2 separate regions of the Homo sapiens genome follow, and region 2 is linked to region 1. A link is a contact called in ENCODE POLR2A ChIA-PET data. All regions are on one chromosome and are shown on one strand. The core of a region is the stretch at or near the end of the contact, and the rest is flanking DNA. Distances in the headings are between cores, read along the strand shown.

The links. ChIA-PET counts read pairs that join two places held with the same protein, here RNA polymerase II (POLR2A).
Region 2: POLR2A ChIA-PET joins it to region 1 with 10 read pairs in Panc1. The contact joins two enhancer-like sites. POLR2A ChIA-PET finds 5 or more read pairs at or near these places in 2 of 52 experiments (K562 and Panc1).

What each region holds. Positions count from the first base shown.
Region 1 is chr7:151,107,365-151,114,314 of GRCh38, reverse strand. The region is part of intron 1 of AGAP3 (ArfGAP with GTPase domain, ankyrin repeat and PH domain 3); the gene reads right to left. Among named protein-coding and RNA genes, the nearest start is that of AGAP3, 24 kb to the right of the region's middle. RefSeq lists an enhancer at 5,475-6,137. Within about 2 kb of position 4,414, at least 3 of the 41 ENCODE cell types and tissues checked have a DNase peak (open chromatin) inside an H3K27ac peak, as active enhancers do.
Region 2 is chr7:151,654,762-151,661,711 of GRCh38, reverse strand. All of the region lies in intron 4 of PRKAG2 (protein kinase AMP-activated non-catalytic subunit gamma 2), which reads left to right. Among named protein-coding and RNA genes, the nearest start is that of RHEB, 140 kb to the right of the region's middle. Within about 2 kb of position 4,356, at least 3 of the 41 ENCODE cell types and tissues checked have a DNase peak (open chromatin) inside an H3K27ac peak, as active enhancers do.

The sequences.
Region 1 (6,950 bases), core at 3,165-5,664:
AACATGAGGCCCAGAAGTATGACAAGCCTGAGTGAGACGTCAGAGGCAGCCATGCCGGGTCTGCGCGCGTGTCCTCGTCTGCAGCACGCGAGCTTCAACGAGGTGGTCCTGTCTTAGTTTCGGCTCTGACATTCTGAGGTCGAGAGTTGCTGGCTGCTACAGTCGGTTTCTGTTGATGACTGAGGCTGTCTTCTTTGGAGATTATAAAATCCAGAAGATACTCATCTGTCTGGACTGAGTTAAGCGTCCTGCCTAAGGGCAGCAGAGAAGTCAAAGATAACCTCCGCTGCAGTTCTGGGTGAGTGACTCACTTCTGAGGCCCGGACCTCTCCAGGCCCCTGCTGCTCACTGGGTCTCACCTCCTGTCGGGATGATGGGCTGAGATCAAGTGGTAGCCTGCGGTACTGGCTCCAGCCTGACGTTCTGTAAATGAAAACACTCCTCCAAGCTCCGAGGCCCTTCCAATTCATGACTGTGGGCTGCCTGGACACCCAGTAAACCCAGAGCTCACCCAGAATTGGAGGCAAGAGCTCCCCGGCTGTGATTGACACTGCATTGTAAACATCAGTCCTCTCCCAGGCTCTGAAGCCCAGCCAGTTTCCGGTCATCCATAAAGTCAGAAACCACTGGCTGCCTCAATACCAGCCACGGATCAGGAGAAACCAGTTTAAGTAGTGGCAAGGGACCAGGGGCTTGCATTTCCTTTAAAAAGACAATACTGCCCACTTTCCTCCACCCCCAGTCCAGCCCAACTCCCAGCGTCCCTTTCAGCTTTAGAATTCCATGGACCTGGTCAGAGCCAAGTGGGAGATACAAGTGGCACATTCCTGAGGGGCTGAGTGGGAATGCCTAAGGAAGGCAGGGCCTCTCCATCCTAGGTGCTCCCTGCAGAAAAGAGCGCTGGAAATTCCCAAGTCCTGGGCTGGATCTCCCAGGCCTGGAGAGGCCCTGGTGGTGAGTTTGTATTTCCGTGGGACTAGTTATTAGCGTTGGTGAAGACGGCTTCTTCCTGTATGGGATGCATGTTCCCCCCACAATGGAAGTACCAGCAGAGGGGCCCTTCCCAGGTCCCCAGGCAGGTACAGAGACAAGAACACAACTCAGTGAAGCCGGCCAACGTCACTGAGCTGCAGATCAAAAGGAAACACATTCTGCCTTGACTTCCCTATCTACGTGTATCTGCCCTCTCTCTCACGCACAACAGGGAATGGCTGTTCTGCCAAAGAATAAGGCTGCCCACTCACAAGCTCATCCTGCAAGCCAGTGAAAATGCAAGCAAAGGGTCGGGCGCGGTGGCTCACACCTGTAATCCCAACACTTTGGGAGGCTGAGGCAGGCGGATCACCTGAGGTCAGGAGTCCGAGACCAGCCTGGCCAACGTAGTGAAACCCCATCTCTACTAAAAATACAAAAAATTAGGCACCGTGTCTCGCGCCTGTAATCCCAGCGCTTTGGGAGGCCGAGGCAGGCAGATCACTTGAGTCCAGGAGTTGGAGACCAGCCTGGGCAACATGGTGAAACCCCGTCTCTACAAAAAAAATATGAAAAATTAGCCAGGCATGGTGGCACGAGCCTGTGGTCCCAGCTACTTGAGAGGCTGACGTGGGAGGATCGCTTGAGCCCAGAGGGTCCAGGTTGCCGTGAGCCAAGATGGAGCCACTGCATTCCAGCCTGGGCCACAGAGTGAGACCCTGTCTCAATAAATAAGAAGCAAGCACAGGACAGCAGCTATGGGAGCCGACCTCTGGAGACGGAGAGGGGATGGGGACACGGTATCCGACAGGGGATGGATCACTTTAGAACCTAGCTGCCTCTTTCAGTGGGAGAACAGTAGGATGGGAAAGAAGGGGGTTAAGGCCCCAGCTGCACACATGCTGGACACACACACACACACACACACACACACACACACACACACGTCTCGGGGAAGGCAGGCAGCAATCCCAGTCCCCAAAAGAACATCTTACAGTCTCAGAAGACATGTAGTCCCACTGCACCTGCAGAATCAGTCCAAGGAGAAAGTGCCACCTGGGTCAACTCCCAAACCCAGAACAGCTTTCTCTTCCTCACCTGGCTGCCCTCTCCTTCCCAGTCCTTTTCCCCAGAAAACTTTCCTGACCCGGAGAAACTAGACAGGGAAGGGCACCTGCTCCCACATAAATGTCTCAGGACATCAAGCCAGTCAAAGACCCCGAAAAGGAGAACAGCTGCAGGCACACACCTCTTTTGCTCATTGGGTCAGCCCAGGGTCAGAGATAAGGTCTCTGTTGTGCCTGATAAGATTCTGCTCCAAAGACACGCAGCAAACACAGCTGTGCTCGACACAGACAGCCACTACCTACTGGGCCCGAAGGAAATTAGGACAAACCTAAAAAGCTCCAGGCTGGGACTACACGAACAGTACTGAAATCCCACAACACAAGCCCTCACGTCAGTTCTCTGTTTATTAAGGCCACCGGAAACGCTGGACTGAATGTGACTCTCAGGGGCTGAGAGGCTCCATGGCAGTTTCTGGGGGACTAAGAGGAAATCTCTCACAAATGCCCGCAGTGTGCATCCTGGGGCAGGACGAACACAGCCTGCCCCGGAGCCAGAGAGCGCAGAAGCCGGGCTCAAGACCCCCTTCTGTGGACTACCTGGATGTCAGGAGGAGAAGCCGACTCTAGTTATGCCCAGTTTCTGTGCTGGCCTGGGCCTCGGGTGCCCTGCTTGCGTGTGCACAGGGGGGTGAGGGGCCGGGGGGGTCATGACGGGGAGAGAGAACACCCCTGGGCAGGTGTGAGGTGTGAGACCCTGCCAGAAAGAGAAAGCTGGTCCTGAGGATGTGGGAACTGGTCGCCTCCAGGTGTGTGTTGCTTGATCCACTGGTGAGCCCTGGCTGTGCCCGCTGCAGCCCACGTGGCCCACAGGGAGTTGGCAGATTTCTTTCGAGGAGATGAGGGAGGATGGATAAGCCTTCTCCTGAAAGCCGGAGCTTGTGGCCAGCTCCGCAGGGTGTGGAGCAGAACCACCAGCAGCCAGGTGTGGTCCCAGAACCACCGTGGCCCTCCCAAACAGTCAGGCCCTTCTTGCCCACAAGGTGGCAGCAAAACATCTTCCTGCAGCCGGGGCTGAGGCAGTGGCTGGGAAGGCTGGCAGGATGCTAGGGCTGGCCACACACCCGCCACTGAGCCCGGGAGGCAGTGGGGGCCACACCAAGACCCCTTCGCCCCCCAGGACTGGCTGGTGTCCAGCAGGCTCTCCAAGTTGGAGCTTAGGGAATCAGAGGAGAAGACGGGGGGCGGGGGGAGAGCGCTCAGGATGCCTCCCCAGTGGGGCCACAGTCCTCCCTAAGTGTCCCAGCAGCTGTCCCGAGACAACTCGAGTTGCTGCAGCAGCAGCCATGGACCTAAATTCCACCCCTAACAGCTCCATTCCAGCATCCCCCATTTTCAACAGCACCACATGAGCTCTGGAGCCGCACAAGCCAAAAGCCTGCTAGTAACACCCTCCATTCCCTTCCTTACCACTCCCCCAGCCCAATCCGTGTCAGTCCTGGTGGCGCTCCCTCCTAAATGTGGCCCAGATCCATCACCAGCTCCTTTCTTCAACTCAAAGGCAAGCCACCATCCTCCCGGGCCTAAGCACCACATCAGCTTCCTAGGGGTCTCCCATCTCCAGCCTCCATCACCACCACTGCCAAGTGATTTCCTTTACAGCTGGGGCGGACCTCTTCAGACCAGAACCTGGTCACCTCTCAGCAAAGCCCTGCAATGGCTCTCCAGCTGGCGTAGAATGGCACCCAATCCCCTTATTCTGTTCCAGTGCCCCGTGTGCTCCTGACTACCTGCTTGCTCTCACCTGACACCCTCCCCAGGACCCGCCTCCATCCCCATCCAGCCTTGACACCTCCCGGGCCTCTGCCCTGCTTGTCCCTGAAGGCATTTGGACCGTGGCTGAAGCATCCCTTCCTTGGGAGGCTGACCATCTCAGTGACCATGCTAACATCATCTAACACTTGCCACTGTCAGCAAGTGCCCCCACAACAGAACTCTGCCAGGCACATGAAGGTGGCCATGATTCCCCGAGTGAATGAGTGGAAGTCTTTGCTGAGCATGCACTGTGCTCCCAGGGCTTTTGGCCTCTTTGTGGGGAGGAAGGCCTAAGAGAGATGGGCCCTGGCTGGGCCAGTCTTTTGAGAGAAGTCACAGGCACAGGCAAAATAATCTGCACAGGCCCCAAGTTGAAAGGCACGGCGCACCCTGGAGTTGAGAAAGCTGGATTCAAGTTCAGCCTCTGGCACCTATTGGTGGGTGACCAGCCACGGTCTCCTTAACCTCAGGTCTGTCTGTAAATTAGGAATGGCCCAGCTTCCAGCTAAAGGTGCTGTGCAGGCCAGCCCTGTGAGCATGGAGGGCCGCATGGTGCCTGGCGTGCAGCGGGCAAGCAACAGAAGGAGCTGCTCCTATTGCGCAAGGGAGAGCCAGAGTGGACGCTGGGATCACTGAAACCAGCCCTCTCCACATCAGAAAGCCAGGCAGATGCAGTCAGCCCATGAAACCTTAGCAGCTCCCCCTCAGCTTGGCTTTGATTCCTGGGCTGGTCCCTCCATCTCCCCTCTAAGAGACCTCAGAGATACGGAGGACCCTGGAGAGCCCTGAGTCCTAACCCCCAGGACCTCAGAATGTGACCTTATTTGGAAATAGGGTTGTTGCAGATGTAATTAAGATGAGGTCATACTTGAGTAGGGTGGGCCCTGAATCCAATCTGACTCGTGTCCTTATAAAAGGGGGGAATTTGGGCATGTCGACAGACACCAAGGGAAGTCAATGTGAAGAGATGCAGGGAGAAGACGGCATCGACAAGCCAGGAAGAGAGGTGTGGGGCGGATCTCTCCCTAGTGCCTTCAGAGGGGGCGTGGCCTTGCCCACACCTTTATCTCAGACATCTGGCCTCCACAACTGTGACACAGTAAACTTTTTGGTTTTTGAGACAGGGTCTCCCTCTGTTAACCAGGCAATCACAGCTCACTGCAGCCTCGACTTCCTAAGCTCAAGCAATCCTCCTGCCTCGGCCTCCCAAGTAGCTGGGACTTTAGGCATGCAACACCATGTCCAGCTATTTTTTCTTTGTTTTCTTTGTTTTTTGTTTTTTGTTTTTTTTTTTTTTTACAGAGGTGGGAGTCTCACTATGCTGCCTATGCTGGTCTAGAACTCCTGGGCTCAAGTGATCAACTGGCCTTGACCTTCCAAAGTGCTGGGATTACAGGCATGGGCCACCGCAGCCAGCTAGGAACAGACTTAGGTTGTTTCAAACCACCCTGTTTACAATGGTTTATTACCACAGCCCTAGGAAGCTATGAGCTCTCCAGAAAAGCTAGTGCATACTGGGAAGAACACACAGGTGTTTTCTGAGGAGGTCCGAGTCCCCTTAATCCCTGCCATGGGTTCCAGGTTCAGAACTCGTGTTCTGGTTCATCCTCTCCTTTTAGAGATGAGGGCATTGACACCCAGAGAGGGGAAGTCACTTGCCTGCAGTTACACAGCCCAGCAGTGACAGAGCCTGGGCAGGGCCCAGGACTCCAGAATCCCAGGCTGGAGCTTGGGCCTCTAAGTCATCATTTCACATTATTTTTTGAGTGCTTACTAAGTGCATTCAGGGCAAGCAGACTGAAGTCTCTGCCCCACCCTGCCTCAAGGTGACGCGGCTGGCAGTCTGGACTGGCGTAGGACCCAGCCTACATCCTTGGGACCCTCCGAAGGCTGCTCTGAGGCCCGGGGATTCTGCCCCATCTCCAGAGGTCAGGATGTCGGTCTGAGAGCTCCCCAGTGACTTTGGTCCTCTCCTCCCCAGGGAAAAGCTGAGGGAGAGAAGGCGGCAGAGGTGCTGGTGGGGGTGCGGGTGGCAGAGAGAGCCACAGGACCGAGAGCAGTGCAAGGAGCAGGGAAACTGAGATTACCCCAGGGTGGGGGTGGGAGTGGCTGTCATTCCAGCCGAAAATGGCCTTTCGACACCAGGCCGGTGACATGGCGGTATTGTAGTACTACAGATGGTACTTGAGAGCAGTTTGTTTTCCTGTCTATCCATGAGCTCTGTGCTGGGTGCAATGGTGGACAGGACAAAGGCCCTCCCCTCGAAGACTCGGTCCCTTAGCATGTCCCCCATCTGGCCTCCTGGCTTTGTCCCATCTGGCCATGTTCTAAGACCCTGGAAGTGCCCGTGACGCCACTCCAGCTCTGACCAGCAACAGCAACTGTGGGCTTAGCTCTGCTTTCTAGCAGCTCCTCCCTGGAGAGGAACGCGACCAGCATGTGCTGCACCCCCCGCATGGGCCGGTGCCGTGCCAGAGGATCCTACACCTCACAGCATCTCCAGCCCTCCCATGGCCTGAAGGGTGGGGGCAGGAGGTGGGCCACCACCACAGGGTGGGACGGTGGGGGCTCCAGACTCAGAATATGAAGCATCGTACGGCTCTATGCCGTGTTGCACCTTTTTCTCATAACTGACCCATCGCCTACACTTTCGACATTTAAAAATGTGGTTCTCTCTGAACAGGCAGGCCAGCTGCAGTCCCATGAGCTAGAGTTCTGCCTCTTCCAACCCAATGAGCCTCTAAAATGCATTCCAAGTATGAGATTCATTCCCTGTCAGCAGCACCATCCCTTCCACTTGCCTTTGTATTTTTTACAAAAGTAAAAAAAAAAAAATTTTTTTGAGACGGTCTCATTTTGTCACCCAGGCTGGAGTGCAATGGCGCCATCACAGCTCACTGCAGCCTTGACCTCCTGGGCTCAATCGATCCTCCCGCCTCAGCCTCCTAAGTAGCTGGGACTACAGGTGTGCCACCTCGCCCAGCTAGGTTTAGTATTTTTTTTGTAGAGACCGCTTTCACCATGTTGCCCAGGCTGGCCTCCCAACTCCTGAGCTCAAGCAATCTGCCTGCCTTGGCCTCCCAAAGTACTGGGATTACA
Region 2 (6,950 bases), core at 3,107-5,606, 550 kb before region 1:
CTGTTTCGAAGGGTTGTGTATTTTTTCCACTCTTTTGGAGGCTTCGTGCAGGACTCTAAAGCATTATTATTCTAAGTCCTGAGTAAGAATGTCAGCTGCTCATCGTAGCGTGATTACAGACAGAGGTATATTTTATTTTTTTAAAAAATGGAAATTGAAACAGGTGGTTCAATGAAAAGCTTTCTAAGGAACTACACAGATGAAATTCTAATACGATTTCTACAGCTCTGCCCGTGATTTCCTCTTCATGTGCTGAATCAAAAGCCCTTTGGGAGGCCAAGGTGGGGGGTTGGATCATATGAGGTCAGGAGTTCAAGACCAGCCTGACCAATATGGTGAAATCCCGTCTCTACCAAAAACATAAAAATTAGCCGGGTGCGGTGGCTTGTGCCTGTAGTCCCAGCTATTCAGGAGGCTGAGGCAGGAGAATTGCTTGAGGCGGAAGTTGCAGTGAGCCAAGATTGCACCACTGCACTCCAGCCTGGGTGACAGAGCAAGACTCCGTCTCAGAAAAACAAAAACAAAAACAAAAAAAGACAGTGAAAGGCCCATGGCTAGTTCTTTCACGAATTGGTCAGGCTATTCAATTATGGTGGTTCGGTCTGATTAAGCCATTACTTACTTTGCATTTGATTTTTCAAAACACATACATCTGGAGAAGTATTTGGTTCTCTCTTTTAAAAACAACATTCCTGTAAGATGAAGAAGTTCTGGAGATTGGTTACACCACAGTGTGAGCATGCTTAATGCTACTGACTGTCTACTGAAAAATGGTTAAGATGGCAAACTATGCTATGTGTATTACACCACAACTCAAACCTTTTAAAAATGACATTCCTCTGATTATAAAAGGAAAAACATAAAAAAGAAAATTAAAACTTCCTGGAATCCCGCCTCTTTGAGACAAATGGATAAATTCCGGTGTCACATTTTCGTCTAACTTTTGTTGTTCCTTTATACACAAATACAGAAATGGACAGATAACAGATGTAGACCCTGCTAGAGACTGTTCAGCAACTTAGCTTTTCACTTAATAGTATAATCAGGTCCCTGTCTTCAATTTACATGGTTTCATTGTTGGAGGAATGTCATCTTTTCAAGTCTTATTTTCATAAAATCTAGTAGACACACAGTATAAGTATTGCTTTATACAATTCAAATTATAAAGCAAACTACTGGTTCTAATATAGTAAACAACGAATGTTACATATAGCCTGGAGAGCATTTATTATATACCAAAAGCCATTGGATAGAGGTTGTATTGCTATTTGGATACAAATCGTGCAATTTCAGTAGAATGGCTCACTATGAATCAGATTCTTTTAAGAAACTAAGTATACAGTACTTTAGTACCAGGGAGACCATAAACGTTTCTGAGTCATTTGCCTGCTCAAGACTCAGCTACGGGTTTGAGAAGCTGGGAGATTGAAAGAAAGGAGATTTTCCTTCTTAAGATCTGTCCACGTTCCTGGACTTGAATCTGCCCTTTCACTTTTATTATGTCTAACAATTAAAGATTGATTTGGGGAATCTCTGAATACCAGTCTATGTGTTCACTACTCAGATCTAATAATACTAGCATTGGGATGTGGTATTAATATGGTTTATTCTTTTCCGGAATGTAGGAATGAATTGTGGAAATAACTTTTTTTGGAGACAGGGTCTCACTCTGTCACCCAGGCTGGAGTACAGTGGCATGATCATAGCTCACTGTAACCTCGAACTCCCAGCCTCAAGCAGTCCTCCCACCTCGGCCTCCCGAGTAGCTGGGACTACAGGCATGCACTACCACGCCTGGCAGAGAAATAATTTCGCATGAGCCGTGAGTGATGTGTTCAGACACAGCTAGTGGGAAAATATATACTTAATCCATTCCGAATTTTTTCTAGCGGAGCCTCCAAGAGGCTATCTATAGCCCTCCATGCTGAAATAATCAAAGACATTATCTTCAAACTAAAGCCTTTGTCTTAGCTTAAGAATGTGTGATCCTTTCTGTTCCCAAGACACACGTCTATAGATGGGGCTGTGTTTACACTCTGCCTGCCTACTTATTCAATCTTACAAATGGGCAATTAAAGGAAAATTCTGTTTCCCACCAGGCATTAACTGTATATTGCATTTAGTCTACACATTAGTTTCACACGCATCTGTCTGCCCGGTCACCATGTGTGAACCCCTGTGTTAAGATATCTGCGTGGTGTGAGAAGAAAAGCCTCAAGGTCAACACAAATACTGATCCATGCCTTTTTATAAGGTGGTAAAGCAAATACAAAGGGCTTTTAGAACCAGTAGACTCAGTGCATCGTCAGCATTTACCCTGTTAACCTGACTTAAATGGGAGTGGTGGACATGCCATGGACTCCCCTGAACAAAGCAAAGTCAATTTTCTATTTTTCTGAGAAACAGAAGCAGGAGGCAAAAAGAGCAGTAGAGCAGGAATCTATGGCCTGGATAAAACAAACACAAATTTTTTTTAAGTCTATGCAAAACAAAATCATAAAGACCCAGCTTTTTAAATAAACCGCCTAGATCCAATGTCAGAAGATGGAATTGTATTTACAAATATATTTTGTTGAGTGGCTTGGGTGCATAGAAAAAGGTCAAATTTTATTTCTGTTCAAACAGCACTGTAGCAAGTTACTATGAATCATGGTTGATTGCTCAGGCACCAGATCCCCTCACTTCTCAAGAAAGTCAGCAAAATCTTCCTGCAGCTCAACACAGTACCAGCAATACTGTACCCATCCATTATATTGCATTCCCTTCCCCTCCAATCTTACTGAATCACATTCTGACTTGACTCAGCAGATCATTGTCATCAGTAATTAGGAAATTCTTTGCCTCTTTTCCATCTTAGTCCTTTAATACAAATGGGCACCAGTCAAATAATAGAAACTGGCTTTTCGTTTGTCTACACCAGAAATAACCTGATAGAACGCTTATAATGTGTTCTGCTAGATGCTTAGTGATAGAGCTGCAGATTAGTTTAAAATCATCTTATAACATGTTCTTCATTAATGTGCTTGGGATAAGCCTATTTTTGTACTGTTTCGGCGTGTGTTCGCACCCCAATACTGAATTAGATCAGGCACATTTGGTGGCAAATAATTTTTGAAAATGTTATTTTCAGTCTTAAAATAATTTTCAATGGATTTGGCAAATGCATAAAACAACTCTTACTTTGTAGGTGCTCTGGGATCTGTGAAATACTTTTTTTTTTTTTTTTTTTGCGACAATCTTGCTCTGTCACCCAGGCTGGAGTGCAATGGCGTGATCTTGGCTTACTGCAACCTTTGCCTCCCAGGTTCAAGCGATTCTTCTGCCTCAGCCTCCTGAGTAGCTGGGATTACGGGCACGCGCCACCACGCCTGGCTAATTTTGTATTTTTAGTAGAGACGGGGTTTCACCATGTTGGTCAGGCTGTTCTCAAACTCCTGACCTCATGATCCGCCCGCCTCAGCCTCCCAAAGTGCTGGGATTACATGCATGAGCCACTGCACCCAGCCCTATTATTCTTATTTATTTATTTATTTATTTATTTATTTATTTATTTATGAGACGGACTCTTGCTCTGTCACCAGGCTGGAGTACAGTGGCGCAATCTCGGCTCACTGCAATCTCCGCCTCCCGGGTTCACGCCATTCTCCTGCCTCAGCCTCCTGAGTAGGTGGGACTACATGCGTGCGCCACCATGCCCAGCTAATTTTTGTATTTTTAGTAGAGATGGGGTTTCACTGTGTTAGCCAGGCTGGTCTCAAACTCCTGACCTCAAGTGATCCACCCGCCTTGGCCTCCCAAAGTGCTGGGATTACAGGCATGAGCCACTGCACCTGCCCTCCATCATTCTTTAAACACAATATTGTTTATGTGTCTTACTTTACAAATAAAAACAAGCATTTGACACATTTGACTTCTCAAAGTAGATGGAGCTGCTTTTTTGTCTCATCCTCACAGCCCAAAGCAGTTAGTCTCTTCTGCCTGGTGTCTAGACTATGAAGGTAGGGGCTTGGATTCAAACCCACTTGTTGATGCCTGTTATGGGCCAGCCACACACAAGTTCAGTTCATTCTCACAACAGTCCTGCAAAGAAGATATTATTATCTCTATTTTGCAAGTTAAGAACCAAGGTTTAGAAAAATAAAATCTACTGGAGATTGTATGACTAGTAAATGATTGAGATAGGATTCAAATTGAGACCTACCTTTGGAATCCATGTTCTTTTCATTTTACCAAATGGCACTCCCCACTCCCAAACCAACAACAGCATTTATTGCCACCTAGCCTGAGCCAAGACCTATACCAGGCACACAGTGGACATTGGCACGAGGCTTAGAGACTGACACACAGAACAGTCCAGCAGTGAGTCAGTGGCATAGCTGGGACTCAGAGCCAGAACTACCGAGAGAGGAAAGGTGCAAGCTTTGAGCCCAACCTATGTCTTCTTCCATAGGCGATGTTTGCTGTCTTCATTTTATATACACTATGGTCACACAATTTGACTTTGAGAATATTCTTCAAAATCTTAATTAAAATCAGTTAACAGCTGATGAATAACCACCCCCCCTTTTTTTTTTTGAGATGGAGTCTCACTGTGTCGCCCAGGCTGGAGTGCAGTGGCACAATCTCAGCTCATTGCAACCTCCGCCTCCCAGGTTCAAGCCATCCTCCTGTCTCAGCCTCCCCAGTAACTGGGATTCCAGGCGCCTGCCACCATGCCCAGCTAATTTTTGTATTTTTAGTAGAGATGGGGTTTCACCATGTTGGCCAGGCTGGTCTCGAACTCCTGACCTCAAGTGATCCACCTGCTTCGGCCTCCCAAAGTGCTGGAATTACAGGCGTGAGCCACCGAGCCTGGCCTAAATATGCTTTTGAGGTTTTACCTTTGCACTTTTGAATTCCACGATGTTACTTGAATCAAACTACTGATCCAATACAATCAAGTTACCTTTCATTCTTAAATCAGGAAACAACAACATCAAAAGAGAAAACACATTTTTTATTTATTTACACATGCTACCTAAGACATTGGCATCCCTCTACCTGCATCCTAATAAATGGATTCAATCCTTCAAAGGTTTATGTTTAGCTAAATATATTGTTGGATTAAGATATTTGCATATGGAATAAATCCTGGGGTTTGTTGTTGTTATTGTTTTGAGATGCAGTCTTGCTCTGTTGCCCAGGCTTGAGGGCAATGGCGCAGTCTTGGCTCACTGTAACCTCCACCTCCTGGATTCAAGCGATTCTTCTGCCTCAGCCTCCCGAGTAGCTGGGATTACAGGTGCACACCACCATGTGCAGCTAATGTTTGTATTATTAGTAGAGATGGGGTTTCACCATGTTGGCCAGGCTCATCTTGAACTCCTGACCTCAGGTGATTCGCCCAACCTCAACCTCCCAAATTGCTGGGATCACAGGCATAAGCCACCATGCCCGGCCAAATTCTGGGTTTTCTTATTGTCGTGAAACGTAGTTTGTATTGTCATCCTTTTAAAATTGTTGGTTATTTCCAGTTTTTCGTGACTCATTCATTAGATAACAAATTTATAGTTATCAATGGCTATGATAAATGAATATGTACTTATAATTTTTAAAACTTAACTACAATAAAGCACAATATAGTGCTACTCAGGTTTCAGGTTTAAAAAAATTAGACTGAGTTTTTGTTTACTGATAAAAATTCCAGGGTTTCAAACAGCTGTATTGCTGTTAATGAAATTTACAAATTAAGTTTGCCTGTTTGACTTTTACCATGTCACAGAGAAATAACTAAATGAATTTTCACCAGATTTGGGTAGTATGTTTGAGATGGCCTGACTCAAAGTGTAGGCTATGTGGGGTGTGATAATAATTTACTGAGCTCTTACTAAGTGCTGGCACTCTTATAAGTGCTGTCTGTGTAATTAACTCACATATTCCTTACCGCTCTATGAGGTAGGTGCTGCTACGATCCCATTTTACAGATGAGGAAACTGAGGCACGAGCAGCTTCATGGATGTTTCACAGCACACAGGGCCCTGTGTTTAGATGAGTCCCATCCTTGATTTGATGCTCTATTGTCATAGTCTGGAAATTCCCAATTTTTGAACAAGGGACCTCTCATTTTCTTTTTGCTCTGGATCTGGCAAATTATGTAGCCAGTCCTGGAGCAATTTAATAAATTGCTCAAGCCAGGGTTAAGCCCAGGTAGTATGTCCAGAATCCATACTCCTTACCATTGCTAAACTACCCTTGGAAACTGAGTTTTAGTCCTAGAGAGGCTGCCAAGCCACCAAGCAGCTGTGGGCTTCTTGCCCAGGGTGCTACTTCACACACAGGTGATTCTGCATGGGCTGTGTTAGGGTCCAGCAGCAGAGAGATTAAGGAGGGCTCACGATTCTTAGGAGCGATCAGCTCATATCTAATAGGCTATTTTGAAGAGGAAAATGGAAAAAGCAATGCCGCACAGAGTACTTTTGGGCCAAATACCTTTGAATGGCAGTGTAGGGCTGTCCAGAGATGGCGTACCCTTTCATTTCTCTGATGTGGTGTCCTTCAAGAATACAAAACTATTGCTGTTTCTTTCTGAAAGAATACCCAAGAAATAACAAGTAAAAAAATAAAAATATAATGACTTGTTCACATATTTCCCGAGTAATACTTGTCATTTGAGTCCCTCTCCTCAGGTTAAATTTGGGAATATTTCATTTTCAAGAGTGAATTCAACAACAACGTATCCCAGCCGGGCATGGTGGCTCATGTCTGTAATCCCAGCACTTTGAGAGGCCAAGGTGGGTGGATTACTTGAGGCCAGGATTTCGAGACCAGCCTGGCCAACATGGCAAAACCCCGTTGCTACTAAAAATACAAAAATTAGCCAGGCGTGGTGGCACATGCCTGTAGCCCCAGCTACTTGGGAAGCTGGGGCATGAGAACAGCTCGAATCCAGGAGATGGAGGTTGCAGCAAGCC